Linked DNA regions of Homo sapiens: region 2 is linked to region 1. Evidence: chromatin loops called from intact Hi-C (ENCODE). Cell type or tissue: chondrocyte. All regions are shown on one strand. Each heading gives the region's core, and the rest is flanking DNA. Links, peaks and the distances in the headings are about the cores only.

The links. Hi-C counts contacts between places; a loop is a spot of excess contacts. Peaks named below come from ENCODE experiments on the same cell type or tissue, not always from the same donor. Only the 100,000 strongest peaks of a DNase experiment are listed, where the experiment ranks them.
Region 2: it touches region 1 in a loop (5-fold over the local background); 1 of 110 quality-filtered maps calls a loop at or near these places.

The regions. Positions count from the first base shown.
Region 1 is chr12:31,223,335-31,231,664 of GRCh38, forward strand. No RefSeq gene overlaps it. Among named protein-coding and RNA genes, the nearest start is that of FLJ13224, 97 kb to the right of the region's middle. RefSeq lists a silencer at 5,181-5,738. In chondrocyte, for the core only: no CTCF peak of the experiment used is centred there; a DNase peak (open chromatin) is centred at 3,574.
Region 2 is chr12:31,273,579-31,281,908 of GRCh38, forward strand. It overlaps SINHCAF (SIN3-HDAC complex associated factor), which reads right to left. Exons shown (of 6, transcript NM_001135812.2): 6 at 7,006-8,330. Among named protein-coding and RNA genes, the nearest start is that of FLJ13224, 47 kb to the right of the region's middle. RefSeq lists a silencer at 5,377-5,671. In chondrocyte, for the core only: no CTCF peak of the experiment used is centred there; no DNase peak of the experiment used is centred there.

The sequences.
Region 1 (8,330 bases), core at 315-8,314:
CTCACCTTGGGTACACAAGAAAGGATCCCTGGCTGAAGAGGGAAATAGAGGCTGGAAACAGGGGTACATGGGCAGGGTGGTGGTGGTGAGAGAATTGCCCGAATCAGCTGCCAAATGGTGCCCAGGTTGGAAACGCAAATGTGCACACATGGGTTCTTCCCACTCTAACCCTGAGGAATTCGAGGCCTGCTTCTGACACAGACTGGGCAGTGGCTAGTGACTCTAGGTATAGAGTGTCCAGACCCTGCTCACCCAGGCTAGAGCTTAGGGAGCCAGAAGGAAGGAGGTGCATGTGGGGGTGCGGGACAGGAGGGAAAAACACTCCTTAAATTGCAAAGTGAGGGCAGAATCTATTTACATTGGGTTGAATTAACTCCTCCCCTTGATGCCACTAAAGCAGGAATCACACTGCAGATGGCACTGATTTGATTGGCAAGAGACATGCCAGGAAGAATATTAAGGGACCAGGCCCCTATAATTAGGCCTAATCGTAGCCTGTTGTTTGAAAAGGGTATGAAGGACATTCATCAGGCTTGGCACTGTGCCCTAGACCTGCTCTCCTGGGTAGTGGGGCCCTCCATTGCAACAGAGGTGTGGGTGGGCCTGGGAGAGTGTGGCAAGAAATGCTTAGGAGGCTCTACTTGGCCTTAAAGGGCTGTGTGACCTTGGGTAAATTGCCTTCTTTGAATCTCTGGTCCTTTCCATTTCCCATTCTCCAGGCTAAGAGCTGCACTCTGATACACGGTTATTCCCAATAATAATAACCATCCACCCCGTGCAGTGGTCATAAACCAGAGAGAGAAATGTCCACATGAAACTAGGTGCTGCATGCTGGCCATCACTCATGGATCATTAATGAAAACTAACTTGGAATCACTATTTTAAGGACAGGATGGTGGGGAGGCATGCTTGTAAACAGAGCCCTTGGCGACTCAATTCATCTGCAACTCATTTTTCATATATGTTAAATGTATCCCTTCAAGATCATTGCAAAGAAAAACTAAGTTAACATAAGAAACAGTGCCTGGTGGCTAGTGAACATTCTACAGGTGTTGGATGCTGTTGTCATCATTGTTATCATTATCAGAATGGACAAGACAGAACCCCACAGTCATTCATTTCAGCTCTCTTTTTGGTGAAGAAATGTGTTGAGCATTTAGCTGGAAACCTGGCACTTAGGCACAAGGTTGGTGTAGAAGGCACCTGCAGACCTGACCCAGGCGCAAGGCTAGGCACCCTTGTCCAGTTCTCTGCTGACTTACAGGCAGTTCTCCCTCACTGCTCCTCACCTCCAGAATAAGGAGACTCCTTCAGCTTTGAAGATGTGGGAAGAGCAGGGGTGAGGGCAAGGAAGAGGATGTCTGAGCATTGAAAAGGCCAAGAAAAGAGGCTGGAGCCCTGAAGGCAATCAGCACCTGTTCCCAAGAATGCAAGGCTGGGCCTTCTCCCCTCTCAGACACATCCATCATCTGTCAAGATCAGCCACTCAGAGCCCTCAACCTTGCCCCCTCCTCCTTCAGACCCCATGGTACACTCACACCAAGGAGGGTGTCACAGTGCAGGGATTTCATCCCCAGGGCAGCTCATTGCTGGGAAGGCCACAGCACCCAGCTCCCTCTGCTGCCAGATTCCAGGCCCTGTGGACAGCATGTGTCACACAGCAGGTGCACACTTACTGTCATCTCCCTTCCTTAGTCCTGGAGGTGGTCTCTGCTGTGGCTCTGCATGCCACCAATGCTCTCTGACCATCTCTAACGGCAGCCTTTGATCTCAAAAATGCCCCAGCCTCTAAGTAACCCATGGCAGTATGAAGCCAACAATGAGGAATTTCTTCCGAGCTCTCTCCTGGAGATGGGGTGGCGGGAGGGCATGCCTGCGACTGAGATAACTCCCAAAGCACAGCAGGGAAGGAAGAGGAGAACAATGAGGAAGAAAGGGAGCTGAGAAGGGAGGGGAAGCAGACAGGAGATGAGGCGGTGCATGGAAGAGAGCCTGGTGCCACCCCCATAGGCTACCCTATCACCTCAGTCCCTCCCAGCATCCAAGGCCCTTCCTCAGGGCTGCTGTGCCTATCACGGCCACTAACCTGGCTGCTCCCTGAGCCTGGCAGCCAACAATCACACAGAAGAAGTCCAAGAGCCCAGCTCTGCACACCTTCAGCACTCCTGTCACAGCAGCGGGAAAGGGTTCTGGTGTCATGGACCTGGTGCCTTGAGCCAACCTGGGATGGGCAATGTCTGTGGCCACTAAGAAGCTGACCTCAGCATGGTCCGGCTGGGACTAGAATGGGAGCAGAGACGGGGCTTCTCGAGTCTATCTGTGCGGTGGGAAGGTCTTCCTGTGTGTGTGGCTGCAGGTGGATCTAGGAAAGGGGGATAAAGGCCCTGCCTTCAGGGCACCCCAACTCTACTGGGGAGACTCACTCTGACACATGAAGCACACCAGACATCCAAGAGGCACATGAAATGGTGAGACATGACGGGTGAATACAAAAAGCCAGGAACTCCATTCTGGAAAAACAGGACTGATGGCATTGGATCAAGTCTGCAAAATCACAAAGGACAATAAAGAGAACTGACACAGACCTGAAACAGAACCCCAGGCATCCCTTGAAGCTCAAAAGAATGATCTAAGGACAAATAAACGGCAGTTGAGTTTTACACAACGGGCAAAGGCAAGGAGTTCCTTACCGTGGGGATGACACAGGATAAAACATGGCTGAGACCAGGAGAACTCAGATAAACTCGTGGGAGAACCACAATGTGCTGTGGAGGGGAGCAGGCATGCGGGTACACTCCTGACCTCCACAGACGGCCCCTACCACCAGGCCTGATGGAGCTGCCTACCTAGCATGGGTAGGCCTCATTCCTTCAGAGAAATGGAAGAAATTTTAATTTCTTTAAAATAAAATCCTTTAATTTTAAGAGACTTAAAATGAAAACCTTTAAGCCAGCCCTGCCCTTGTGTGTGCTGAGTTCCAGAACCAGGCACTGCCAGTGAGCAGCAGAGGGAATGCACCTGCCTAGGCTGGAGGGGAGCAGGGCCTGGGGGTGTGGGTGGTGTTTGCTATTCTTCCCAGGATCACTGAGCACCTAGGTGAGCTGAGCTACCGGAGTCCTTGGAAAGACCCAGTGCCCTTCTTCTTAGGGTCAAGAAGGAAGGCACAAAGAGGGAGAGAGGCTCAGCAGAAGAGGCCCCTAAGCTCCCAAGGCAGGCTGCTGGATGCTGAGAGATGAGGCCACCAGGTCAACTGCCCTAGGAGGGGAAGGGGAGGGGAGAGCCCTGGCAAGGAAGCCCCCAAGGCTACTGACTCCACAGGAATCATCTCCTGAGCCTGGCTGGGGTGGTGTGAGCCTAGTGAACCACACGCGCTCCTTTCTCTGCTACTCCAGCAGGAACTGGCCGCTGTGAACCCTCTTCCCACATTAGCCGGCTCTCACACTGTGACTAAAGAGACCAGCCACCACATGGTCCCGGTTACAGGGGCAGCTGGGGCCTTGCCATCTGGCAGGACCTGCTGCCACTGGCGCTCGCTGTCTGTGAGCACAGGGTCTGGTGGGCAGGAGGTGACTGGAGGGCATGTCTTCCCAAAGGAGAGCTCGCCAGGCCACTCCTCAGAGGCCCCAGCCCACACCACCAGCTGCCTCTGCTCCTCCCAACTGTGCACCTCGTGCCATCGAGGGAGGGCTGGGACCCAGCTCCAGGGCTGCGGCTGGCAGAGAAGGACCTGGCCTCCTGCCCACTGGGACAGAGAGGTAGCGGGTGGGAATTCTACCTTCCTCACCTCCCGAGATGTCCACAGGCTTTGGGGAAATGGTTGAGGGGCTTTGGAAGTTCAGGGAAAGAAAAGGAGGCCCAGGAAGAGGATGAGGCCAGCCTGGACTTGTTCATCCACAGGGACCAGGGTCCATGTGGCTGACAGTCTCTTGGGGAGGGGACGGGACTCTGGGTCAAGAAGCCTAAGTCATAGACATAGTCATCTCCCTGCCTCTGCGCAGACTGCTGGGGTCAAAAACAGCATCACGTAAGCACCCTCCACCTTGGAGTGCACTGTTTGGGGCAAGGTGCCCCCAGACAGGCCCTGTTGCTAACACTTACACCCAGCAGTTCCGATGGACAAGCTGTAAGGACAGCCTCGCCCCAGGTGCCAGGCACCAGAGAACTTACAACTGACAGCCAAGGCCAGCTGGTAAGCCCTTGGTTCCCAGCGAGAGAGCCTGTGAGCACAGTGGAGCCTCAGGACAGCACGATCAGAGCTGGCTTCTCAAAGGCGGTGCCCTTGAGCTCAGTCACCTCTCGCCCCTTTGCCGCCCATTGCTGGCACCTGGCTTGGGCTCTCCGTCTGCCCAACAGCTCACTTCAGAGGAAACAGGAAACCAACGGGGCCTTCGCTGCCCTCCTCAGCCAAACCCATGCAAGGCCAGCCCATGGAAAGGGAGCCAGGGAGGGTGAGAGTGGAGGGGCAGAGGCCTGGCTGCTTCTCCTGCTGTGATCTGGGCACACACTAAGCTGCTTAGCCAACAGCTCTATCTCCTGGGCTCAGGGCTCAGCCATGTGAGGAGGAAGGGATCAGTACAGCCCTGAGGAAGAGTGAGGACCTCAAGTCAGCCAGAGCTGGTGCCCCACAAACTGCTGTGGAACGCGAGCAACTTACTTAACTACTCTGAGCCCCCTTATGTGCAAAATAGGAACAACAAACAGGAGCTCCCACCTCCTGGGGTTGTATCGGAAATTCAGTGAGGTGGTAAAGCACCCCGCTCCACGCCTGGCCTATGAGAGATGCTCCACAAACGGTGGCTGTGATGGCAGTGGGGTCACCACCACATGATGGCTGAGCCCAGCAGACAATAAGACATGGAAATCAACCACTGCGCAGCCACTCGCAACAAGGAAGAAGGTGGAAAAGCTCATGAGAAACAAACATCCTTATGACAGGCTTGCAGGGACGCCTCTGTATTCAGTTATTTTTTTCTGCTTTGGTTTTTGTGTTTGTTTGTTTGTTTGTTTGATTTCCTGAGATGGAGTTTTGCTCTTGTTGTCCAGGCTGGAGTGCAGTGGCACAATCTCGGCTCACCACAACCTCCGCCTCCCAGGTTCAAGCGATTATCCTGCCTCAGCCTCCCAAGTAGCTGGGATTACAGGATGCCCGGCTAATTTTGTATTTTTAGTAGATATGGGGTTTCTCCATGTTGGTCAGGCTGGTCTCGAACTCCCAACCTCAGGTTATCCACCCGCCTCAGCCTCCCAAAGTGCTGGGATTACAGGTGTGAGCCACCATGCCCGGCCTCTGCTTTGGTTTTTAAGACTCAACAATGATAGCCTCCTTCATTCCCCCAAATATACCACCCACACCCCAGCTTTCTCAGGCTGATTCAGAGGCTGTGCTACGAGGCCTCTGGGGACCCAGTTCTCCACAGAACTCCTGGCTGAATACCCTGCCTCAGAGTCCCTCTAGGACAGGCCCACACTTCACTTCTGCGCAATTGGGAATGTGCGTGAGGTACGGGTGCGGCCGCCATAGAAGGAAAGGCCCCGGGCCTGGGTCAAGCCCAGCGACTACTGGAGCCCCTTGTTCGTCTGTTACATCCTCTGCTGGCAGGCAAAGGGGAAAGAAAACTCCTGGCCATCGGGGCACCCAGATTCTACTCTGGGCTCTTTCCAGAACTGGCCATGGGAGCTTGGGCAGGCTGTGTCGCATGTCTAGGCTGTTGCTCCTTATCTGCAGAATGGGAGCCGTGCTCACTGGTGGATGGAGGAGGGGACAGGGGACAGACTGGGTGGCATCCCAGGGCTCCAGGCATTGGACAGAAGGCATGTCCAGGGCCTGGGCCATGCCCAAAACAACCTAGAGCAGGGCAAGTGGCAGAGCCCCTCCCAGGCTGCTGGCAAGGGCCCCCTGGCCCTAAAGCAGCCCATCCTCATCCCACCCCGGCTAGTGACTTTGAAAGAGCAGCTTCTAGATGCTCAGCCAACTACACACAAAGGCTTCTCCCTACTGGGAACAAAGTAAGAATAACGCCACCCTCACGGGACCAAGGAAGCTCTGAGAGGGGATCCATGAAGCCAGCCTCGGGAACCAGAGGAGGCAGGGGGGCGGCGAGAGGGCTGGGCAGCAGAATGTTGGCTCGCCTGATTAGCTGACCCCACCCAGAAGAAGACGGAGGATTCTAGTTCTTTAAGGGAACTGGCAGACTTCTTCTCTAGGAGCCCTCTACCTCCTGGGCCCCAACTCTGAAGCAGCTGCCTGGCAGAGACAGTGAGGAGGGTGCAGGGAGAGGACTTTGCCCTCCACTGCTCTCCAGCCAGGACACGGCCCCGGCTGGCAGCCTTTCATTCTATACTGAGCCAAGAGACACACACCAGAGCCCCAGGCTGGCCATGCCCCACCGCCTCTCCAGCCCCACTGGGCACACTGGTAAGTCTGGGGCCTCTGCCCACAGTCAGGGCCTATCGTGGCCTGGAGCCCACACCTACCACACTGACTACAGCAGGACTGAGGGCACTCATGGTATCTCATGGAAAACAAACTGAGGCCCAGGAGGAAAATGTTTGTTTAAAATTTTGCACGCCATTTCTCCAGGGCCACTAAGCCAGGTCCACTTACTTTGATTACTCTTTAGTGCTCTCCTTCCAGCCATATGAGGAAAACATATATGTTTTCAAAACTTAGGAAAATACTGTATTCTATTTTTCCTCACTTGAAATTACATGGACACACCTGCAACTGTATGTGTTTTTTAAAACTCCAAGAACTGTACACCAAAAAGAGCAAACTTAAAGCTGGGAGTTGTGGCTCACGCCTATAATCCCAGCACTTTGGGAGGCTGAGGTGGGTGAGTCGCTTAAGCCCAGGAGTCTGAGACAAGTCTGGACAACATGGCGAAACCTGTCTCTACAAAAACCACAAAAATTAGCTAGGCATGTTGGTGCGCACCTGTAATCCCAGCTACTGGGGAGGCTGAGGCTTGAGTCCAGGAGATTAAAGCTACAGTGAGCTGAGATGGTGCCACTACACCTCCAGCCCGGGCAACAGAGCCAGACCCTGTCTCAAAAAATAAATTAATAAATAAATAAAAAGAGAAAACTTTAAGGCATGTATGTTGGTAATACAATACATAATTATACATATATACATAGTATGTAAACTTCACAGTGCATTGAGAACATTTTCCCTGTGTCATTTAATAGTTTCCCAAACCCACTCATCCATGCACATACCATACTTTATTTAAAATGTTCCCCTAATGGGCCAGGTGCAATGGCTCATGCCTGTAATCCCAGCACTTTGGGAGGCCAAGGTGGGTGGATCACATGGTCAGGAGTTCAAGACTAGCCTGGCCAACATGGTGAAACCCCATGCCTACTAAAAATACAAAAATTAGCTGGGCATGCTGGCATGCACATGTAATCCTAGCTACTCAAGAGGCTGAGGCAGGAGAATTGCTTGAACCTGGGAGGCAGAGGTTGCAGTGAGCTGAGATCACACAATTGCATGTTAACCTGGCAACATAGTGAGACTCTGTCCCAAAAAATAAAAAGTAAATAAATAAAATGTTCCCATAATGTAAGAAATTTAAATTGTTTTTGATTTTCCTTTATTATAAATTGCTCTTTAATGAGCACTCTAACACATAAGATATTTGATAGCTTTTCTTATTATTTTCTTAATATGGAGTTTTAGAAGTGCAGTTACTGGTCCAAAGATATGCCTTTAGTGCCCTTAGCCTTAGTTCTTAAGGCTTGTAGTACCCTTTGCAAAGAGGCTTTTCTCAAAGGTTTTGACACGCTATACTCCACCAGTGCTGGAGTAGAGGGCTGCATCATGTTAGCAGTTATCAGCTTAAAAATCTGTGCACATTTGGAAGGCAAGATGGCATGCACCTGTAGTCCCAGCTACTAGGGAGGCTGAGGCAGAAGAATCACTTGAGGCCAGAAATTTGAGCCTGCAGTAGCTATGATTGCACCACTGCACTCCAGCCTGAGCAACAAGGTGAGATCCTATCTCTATAAAAAAAAGAATAATAATAAAGAAAAAAGAAAGGCAAAAAGTAGTATACTATTGTTGCCATAATTTGGATTTCTTTGATTACTAGTGATGTTCTGCATTCCTTCTCATGTTTATTGATTGCTAATATTTCATGTACAAACCTAGTTACAGCAACAACCAGCAAGCCACAACTCTCAAACATCCTTGCCATCTTAGTGCCATTGCTGTAATATATAAAACACACATTAAACCACAGCAGTTAATATTGTGCTCGTGGTTAATACCACAGTGCAGTAGAGACAGGCTGGCATAGCGTGAGAAGCAGAGGTTCCAAGCCAGACAG
Region 2 (8,330 bases), core at 162-8,161, 50 kb after region 1:
GGTTTGTCATAGATAGCTCTTATTATTTTGAGATACGTCCCATCAATACCTAATTTATTGAGAATTTTTAGCATGAAGGGTTGCTGAATTTTGTCAAAGGCCTTTTCTGCATCTATTGAGATAATCATGTGATTTTTGTCTTTGGTTCTGTTTATATGCTGGATTACATTTGAAGTCAGTGTGGCGATTCCTCAGGGATCTAGAACTAGAAATACCATTTGACCCAGCCATCCCATTACTGGGTATATACCCAAAGGATTATAAATCATGCTGCTATAAAGACACATGCACATGTATGTTTATTGCGGCACTATTCACAGTAGCAAAGACTTGAAACCAACCTAAATGTCCAACAACGATAGACTGCATTCAGAAAATGTGGCACATATACACCATGGAATACTACGCAGCCATAAAAACTGATGAGTTCATGTTCTTTGTAGGGACATGGATGAAACTGGAAACCATCATTCTCAGCAAACTATCGCAAGGACAAAAAACCAAACACCGCATGTTCTCACTCATAGGTGGGAATTGAACGATGAGAAAACATGGACACAGGAAGGGGAACATCACACACTGGGGACTGTTGTGGGGTGGGGGGAATGGGGAGGGATAGCATTAGGAGATATATCTAATGCTAAATGACGAGTTAATGGGTGCAGCACACCAACATGGCACATGTATACATATGCAACAAACTTGCACGTTGTGCACACGTACCCTAAAACTTAAAGTATAATAATAATAAAATTTTTAAAAAATCATCCTTGGGTAGGCCTACCCGAAACAAATTAACACAGGAACAGAAAACCAAATACCACATATACTCATTCATAAGTGGAAGCTAAACCATGGGTACTCATGGACATAAAAAGATGGCAACAACAGACAGTGGGGACTACTGGAAGGGGGAAGGTGACAAGGGTTGAAAAACTGTTAGGTACTGTGCTTACTATCTGAGTGACATTCACACCCCAAACCTCAGCATCACGCAATAGAGCCCAGTAACAAACCTGCACATGTACTCCCTGAATCTAATATAATCATTCCTTCAAAAAATCATCCTGAGAGCCTATCTTGGCCACCCTCTGGATTTCAACATACTTTTTGTGCAGCTTAATTATATCTGGCATAGCTTCATGCCCTCTCTACAATTTCCCAATCCTGGGATTCATGTGCTGCCAAAGCATAATAATCTTGTAGTGAATACATATTCTCCTTTAAGCACTGAAACCTAAGAAAGCTTTGAGCTTTTTTATGGGGGCAGAGGGGTGGTTGTTGATGTGAACTGTTTAAGACCTTTCCTGTGTTCATCATAACTACAGATCAAAAAAGTTTTCATTCTTAGCATATCCAATTAGACTTCATTCCTAAAGATTAAAGAACAAATGAGGGAACAAGTTTATCATTAGGTGCTTATCACTGTGCACCTATTATAGGCCAGGCCCTCTATGATCCTCATTTTGCTCTTACTACAGCTGTGTTTGGTATTATTTCCTCCACTTACAAAGGAAATGAGCTCAGAGAAAAATTATCAAAGATCATAAAGCCAGTAAGTAGCAAAACCAGGATTTAAATTCAAGTCTCCTGACTCTAATTCCATTGTTTATTCATCTATGCCCTGGTGATATTAACTAATAAGCTCACGTGCCAAACATAACCCTTACCCCCATCCACTACATACTTATTTCTGAATAGAAAATAAAAGTCACACACAATTAAATGACAAGAAAAAAGCCCCACAATCTTAGTATGCTACGATTCTCAAAAAGGACTTCACGATTCTAGCCACACGATTTCTCAAGCATCAAGGGACTACTTAGAACACTTAGTAGGGCCTTGTACGTAGGTGCTCAATGAAAGGTTGTTTTAAAAGTCTCACAGTATTACCCCACAGATTATTTTGTTCATTTACAAAAGAAAAGATATATACTTTAAAATGGAAAAAGATCTGGCGATCTTAACCCAGCGATTAATCTTAGCATCACCAACAGTGGGACAACCTGACATTGTGTGCTTCTTGACATGATGCAGTAACAGAGGCACCACACAATCTATGCTATATCCTTGCCAAAAGTAAAATCCACATCTACTAAGAAAACAACCAAACCTGGACAACATAGTGAGACCCCATCCCTACCAAAAAAGAAGATAGCCAGGCATGGTGGCACAGGCCTGTAGTCCCAGATACTCAGGAGGCTGAGGCAAGAGAATTGCTTGAGCCCAGGCATTCAGGGTTACAGTAAGCTATAATCATGCCACTGCACTCCAGCCTGGGAAAAGAGGGATATTCTGTCTCAAAATAAAAAATAATAATAATAAAACATAGCCAGAAAAATCCAGGATAGGGGATATTTTACAAGACAATTGGCTTAGACACTTCAAAATGTTCATTGCCATGGGCAGAAAAAGCAGAGGACTATTCTAGATTAAAAGAGGAAAGATATAACCAAAAGTATGCCTGAACCTTGGACTAGACCCCGGATGAGGAGAAAATGTTTTAAAAGACACTTTGGGATGATAGGGACAATTTATTCCATACAGATCTATCATATTGGATATTGAGTTATTCTTAATCAGCTCAGATATGGCAATGACATTATGGCTAGGGAGGAGAATATTCTTATTCCTAGATGAATGTGTATTTAGGGGTGAAGTATCATGGTGTTACAATTTACTTTCAAATGATTCAGCAAAAGAAATTAGATAAAGCACATATGGTAAAATGTTGCATTTGTGGATCTAGGTGAAAGTTATACTATTATACTATTCTTTCAACTTTTCTGTGTACTTAAAATTTCTTCAAAGTATTTTTTAACATTCTTGAATAAAATTCAAGACAGTTGGGATAAATTCAACTCTTCTAAGAATATGATTTCTGAAAATACCAGGTTGTAAGCAATCAATCAATATAAATATTTATTGTGACCCTGCTATTAATATATCCTAATCAACCCCTCTGGGAGCTGTAGTGGTGACTAAACAGTGCTTCATGCTCTCTTGGAACCCATGTAGCATGTTATTTTGTACGTGTGTGTGTTGGAAGAAAGAGGAATTATTCTGGAATGCTTCCCCAAGTAATGCCTCAGCTTAAACCTGAAGGATAAATAAGTAGGTGTTGCCTAGTTATAGGATGGTAGGGAAACGGGTCAGAGAAAACAAACAGGTGTGAAGGCACTAATGATGGAGTTGGCCAATCTGGAGAGTGAGAATATTTACTCCTACTGCTTCCTCCAGGCCCCCACTCTTTTTAGATAGCCTGTTGGTCTCCTGGTTCCATTAACCAACTCCCTCTATTCAATCTTCAGACCCAGGAGTAGTAGTAACAGGACTCCAATGTTACTAGTCCCAAGAACTAAACTCACCCTGAGGTTTCCCTATACCCTACATACAACTTTGTAAAGGTCCTTTTATTAAACTTTCCTCAAATTATCCAATTTCAGTAAGCCATCTATTTCCTGCCAGCAGGACTGATAAAAATCTCTAGAGACAGATATGGGAGATGTCTGCATATTTCATATGGTATCTGGGACCATGGAATGGAGATAATCTAGGAAGAAGGCTGAAGATGAAGCCTGGGCCAGTGAGCATCTGAGGTCCAAGGAAAACCTAGAAAGTGTGTTTTCAACCAAGAGTATTTCAAGAAAGAAACTGTCAATCGTATTAAGTACTGTGGAGAGGCTGGGTAAATAAGATAAAGGCTTTGGAATGTCTCATGAAGAAGCCATCAGTGACAGATCAACATTGAAGAGATTTGTAAAGTTAATTGGAGGCCAAGTATACACTTACTTGAGGGGAAAAAAAAAAAAAAAAACAGTATGGCCAGGCATGGTGGGTCACACCAGTAATCCCAGCACTTTGGGAGGCTGAGGCGAGCAGATCACTTGAGGTCAGGAGTTCGAGACCAGCCTGGCAAACATGGCGAAACCCTGTCTCTACCAAAAAATACAAAAATTAGCCAGGCATGGTGGCACATGCCTGTAATCCCAGCTACTCGGGAGGCTGAGGTGGGACAATCCCTTGAACCCAGGAGGCAGAGGTTGCAGTGAGCTGAGATTGAGCCACTGCTCTCTAGCCTGGGCTACACAGTGAGACTCTGTCTCAAAAAAAAAAAAAAAAAAAAGAAAAGGAAAGGAAAAAAAAAAAAAGTATAATTTTTCAGGTTTCTATTTTAACTCTACCAGGAACTTACTAAATAATTTGAGATTTTTTAGTTTTAATTATTTTGAGATTTAAATATAAATGTAAGCAAAAACAATCCTTCTCTTTTATTTGCAAAAAGCCAATACTGGCTGGGCGTGGTGGCTCACGTCTATAATCCCAGCACTTTGGGAGGCTGAGGCAAGTGGGTCACCTGAGGTTAGAAGTTCAAGACCAGCCTGGCCAACATGGTGAAACCCTATCTCTACTAAAAATATAAAATTGGCTGGGCGTGGTGGCAGGCGCCTGTAATCCCAGCTACTCGGGAGGCTGAGGCAGGAGGATCGCTTGAACCCAGGAGGCGGAGGTTGCAGTGAGCCGAGATCACGCCATTGCACTCCAGCCTGGGTAACAAGAGCAAGACTCTGTCTGAAAAAAAAAAAAAAAAAAAAGCCAATACCTGGAGACACAGTTAAGCTAATATAAGCCATAGAAGTTTAGAGAATAAATGCTGTAAAACAGAATAAATCATTTTCCCCTTTCAGATAAAGAGCAGGCTTTCGCAAAAAAATCTTTTGTCTCTCTCTAAACTGAATGACTAAGTTCTTTCATGCTAAAGCTTGCAACTAAGTTTGTCTAAGACCCCCTAGTCAACATACAATAACAAGCAGTTTCTAACCAGGGTGTAAGGTATTTGATACCTAAAGCATTCTCATGACTACAATGAGTAACCAAACTCCACAGCTTGAGAAATTGTTAGACAGAACCCGCAGATCCCTTTCTTTGAGAACATGAGCCTGTGAAATTATCTATCTTTGATCTAATTTGGCTTTCTCCTCCCTTCCGAGTTCACTGAACATCACACAAAAATGATTGCCTGGCCACTACAATGCTAAATCTGGGGCACTAGGAAACTGTTCTAGGGACGCTGAATAGAAGAGCTCCCAGGGTACCTTCTATTGTTCACTGCAGAGCAGCCACCTTGATGAATTGTTTTAAGATATCGTTTCACTAAACCTCCAGCAGTTTTCTCCACAAAAAGACAGATAATAGGTACTTTGAACATTATCAAAATTAAAAAACAGAATTTGATTTAAGTTAAAGATCAACGTATCTGCAAAAGTTAAACTTGCCCCTCATTTCAGCCTTCAGAAAGAAGGGAGGCAAGAAGAGACCCAGGGAATAGTTTCCAATGAGGGTTAGGACAGCATTACTGCAGCAGACAGGAGACAGTTTAGAGAACAAAGGCTTTCAAATAAGAAAAGCAGATTCTTTCATTCAAGTTACATGACCTCCTGGCACCTCCTCTTACCGGTAAATAGATTTTTTTTTACTTTGCAGGGTTACTTAAACAATGTTTAAAAGTGTCTGGCCCAACAGTAGGTCTTTTCTTTTTTTTCTTTGGAGGTGGAGTCTTACTCTGTCACCCAGACTGGAGTGCAGTGGCCCAACTCAGCTCACTGCAACCTCTACCTCCCAGGTTCAAGCAATTCTCCTGCCTCAATCTCTCGAGTGGCTGGGACCACAGGCGCATGCCACCATGCCTGGCTAATTTTTTTATTTTTAGTAGAGACGGTGTTTCACCATGTTGGCCTGGTTGGACTTGAACTCCTGACCTCAAGGGATCCACCCGCCTGGGCCTCCCAAAGTGCTGGGATTACAGGTTTATATAAGCCACAGTGCCCAGCCAGGGTTTTTCATATTGTGAGAGCCATTTTTCTTTTTACTTGCTACACAAAGCATTTGCATTGTAGGGCGAGACGACCAATTTAAAGAGATTCAGTTAAAAAAAAAAAAAGCTGTGACAAACTCTAGGTGCCTTCCCATTAGCCCCACCCGCACCTCTTGGTATCCAATCCTTCGTATGAGCCTCTCCCCTTGGATATGGGCAGGACCTGAAAAGACCCCTCTTGCTGGCAGCTTGGCTCTCGACACTTGCTGGTAGTGACAGTAATCATGTCAGTGGTCCAGTCAGCAGCCAGGCCATGCAGGGAGCACCCAGCTGGCAAGGAACTAAGCGGGGGCCTCCAGCTGACAACCAGTGAGAGGTCTGGACACTCAGTCCTGCAGTGGCAAGAACTGAATTCTGCCAGCCGAGTGAGGCTGAAATGAGTTCTTCCCAAATCACCAGGTGAGAATGCAGATGAGACCATGAGCTTTCTAAAGGACCTATCTAAACCATGCTCAGACAGAAACTGAGACGCATTTGTTTTAAGCCACTAAATCTATGGTAATTTAGGACATAGCAATAGATAATACTGGTACTATCAACTTCCTTAGTTACCTTGTTAATTTCATAGTAACTGTATTAGGTGGCATCCAGACTATCCCAAATTTAAATACTAACAGTAGTATAAAAAGTCTGGCCCTTTATTACCTTTCCCAGGTAATAAAACAACTGGTTTCTAAAAGTTTGATATGGATTACACCTCTTAGGATTCCTCATAATCCTGTGAAGTAGATATTCCCATTAATTATTTAACTCAAATGACTAACAAGGGGCAGAGCTAGGAACTTGAGAACCAGCATCCAACCCCTGATGCCACCACCCTTCCAACTTTTATAGTTTCCCTAAAGTCTCAATGATGCTTCCCACTATGCCCATAGATAGTAATAAAACCACAGACAGTAAAAAGTACTGGGAACATTTTGTTCTTCCTTTTAAATCCATCTTATCCACTAGATTAATAATTGTGCACATCAGTTAAAATGTCTTTTATTCCAAAGTCTATGTCTCAGTGAAGAGGAATTTATTCCCTTCATGGCTTGTTATTAATACTAAGCACTTAAACTGAGTATATGTGAAAGCCAAAAACATTATTCTTACTGAAGACCTGTCAAACAAAGCCACAAAACAGCTCCTTTTATTTTCTAGTAAGACTAGATTTATTCAATACCCTAGTAAAAGTTTTGATTATAAGTATCCAACAGTATAAAAAGTACAAAACAGATCTGTAGATTTCTAATATATTAATACAAAGTGCATGACTACATACAGTACATCCTACAGGCAAAGAGAGGTGGAAGGGGAAAAAGAAGACTGTGGTTGAGGTCTAGTAATAAATAAATAAATACAGAAGTAGAGATGATCCATATTATAGTATATTCTACCACCAATACTGCAGCCAAAATGTACAAAAAAAATCATTTCAAATAACTCAGGAGGATGATAATGGCTGGACTTTTGTAATTCACCTCAAAGACTGTGGGAGAGCCAACTCAACTCACTGTATAGTCTGTGCATATGGTGGCTTGTAGCATGTAGGTTTTTTCCAAAAGAAGGAAATATAAAATGTTTAGATTAAGAACTATAAAACTACAGGGTGCCTATAAAAGGTGGCTTACTCCTTATTGTTATTATACTATCCAATTTTTAAAATGCAGTTTAAAAAATAAGCACTGAGTCTTGTTATTACAAGGCAGGCAAATGTTTCTCCCTCATTTTGAAAAGACTGAACTGGCAATGCTTTTCCTGAACATTTAGAAAAGAGGCAGTAAGAGTACTCTGGTTTGGGTTCAAGTGAGAGGCTTTTCATGAAAATCTTAGGATTGAAGAGCTCTAAGTTCAGGATATCTCAATGTTCAGAAAGCCTGACTAAAAGAAGCCAAACCAAAACCATTTAATGTGAACACAAACCTCTTTTCTTTTAGTAAGTTTTACTTTTAATACAGAGTGAAAGAAAATAAAAATTTAATAGGCTAAAACAAGTCAAACACCCATTCTACACAGATAAAAACCTTCACAAAGGTCAACTGAAGTAATCCAGAGCTGAAACTGAATTGTGCAGATTTTCAATGAAGTCACAGAAGTCATGTAACACAAACAAAAGTCGATTATATTTACACACTCAGCAAGCCCTCTAAGAAATGTGCCCCAAGAAGCATTAACCTTTGTTTTGTGCCATCCTGAAGACTTGCACATTTTATTTTTCAGATAGCTTAACATTTTTAATCGAGTGTGTTCTCTACCATGCGGTAATGCTTTGGTACTATTCATACAGGGTCTTGCCTATCCTAAAGACTTGCCATTTCCCCAAGAGGAGCTTTGATTCTGCTTTAGAAGTTTTACATAAATTAAAATCTTTATCAAATATTAATATGAAGGGAGGCACAGGATGCAACATATATAGTCAAGTTACCTCTCTGTATATTTAGAAATTACTTTCTCCTCCAAGGTATTTGCAACA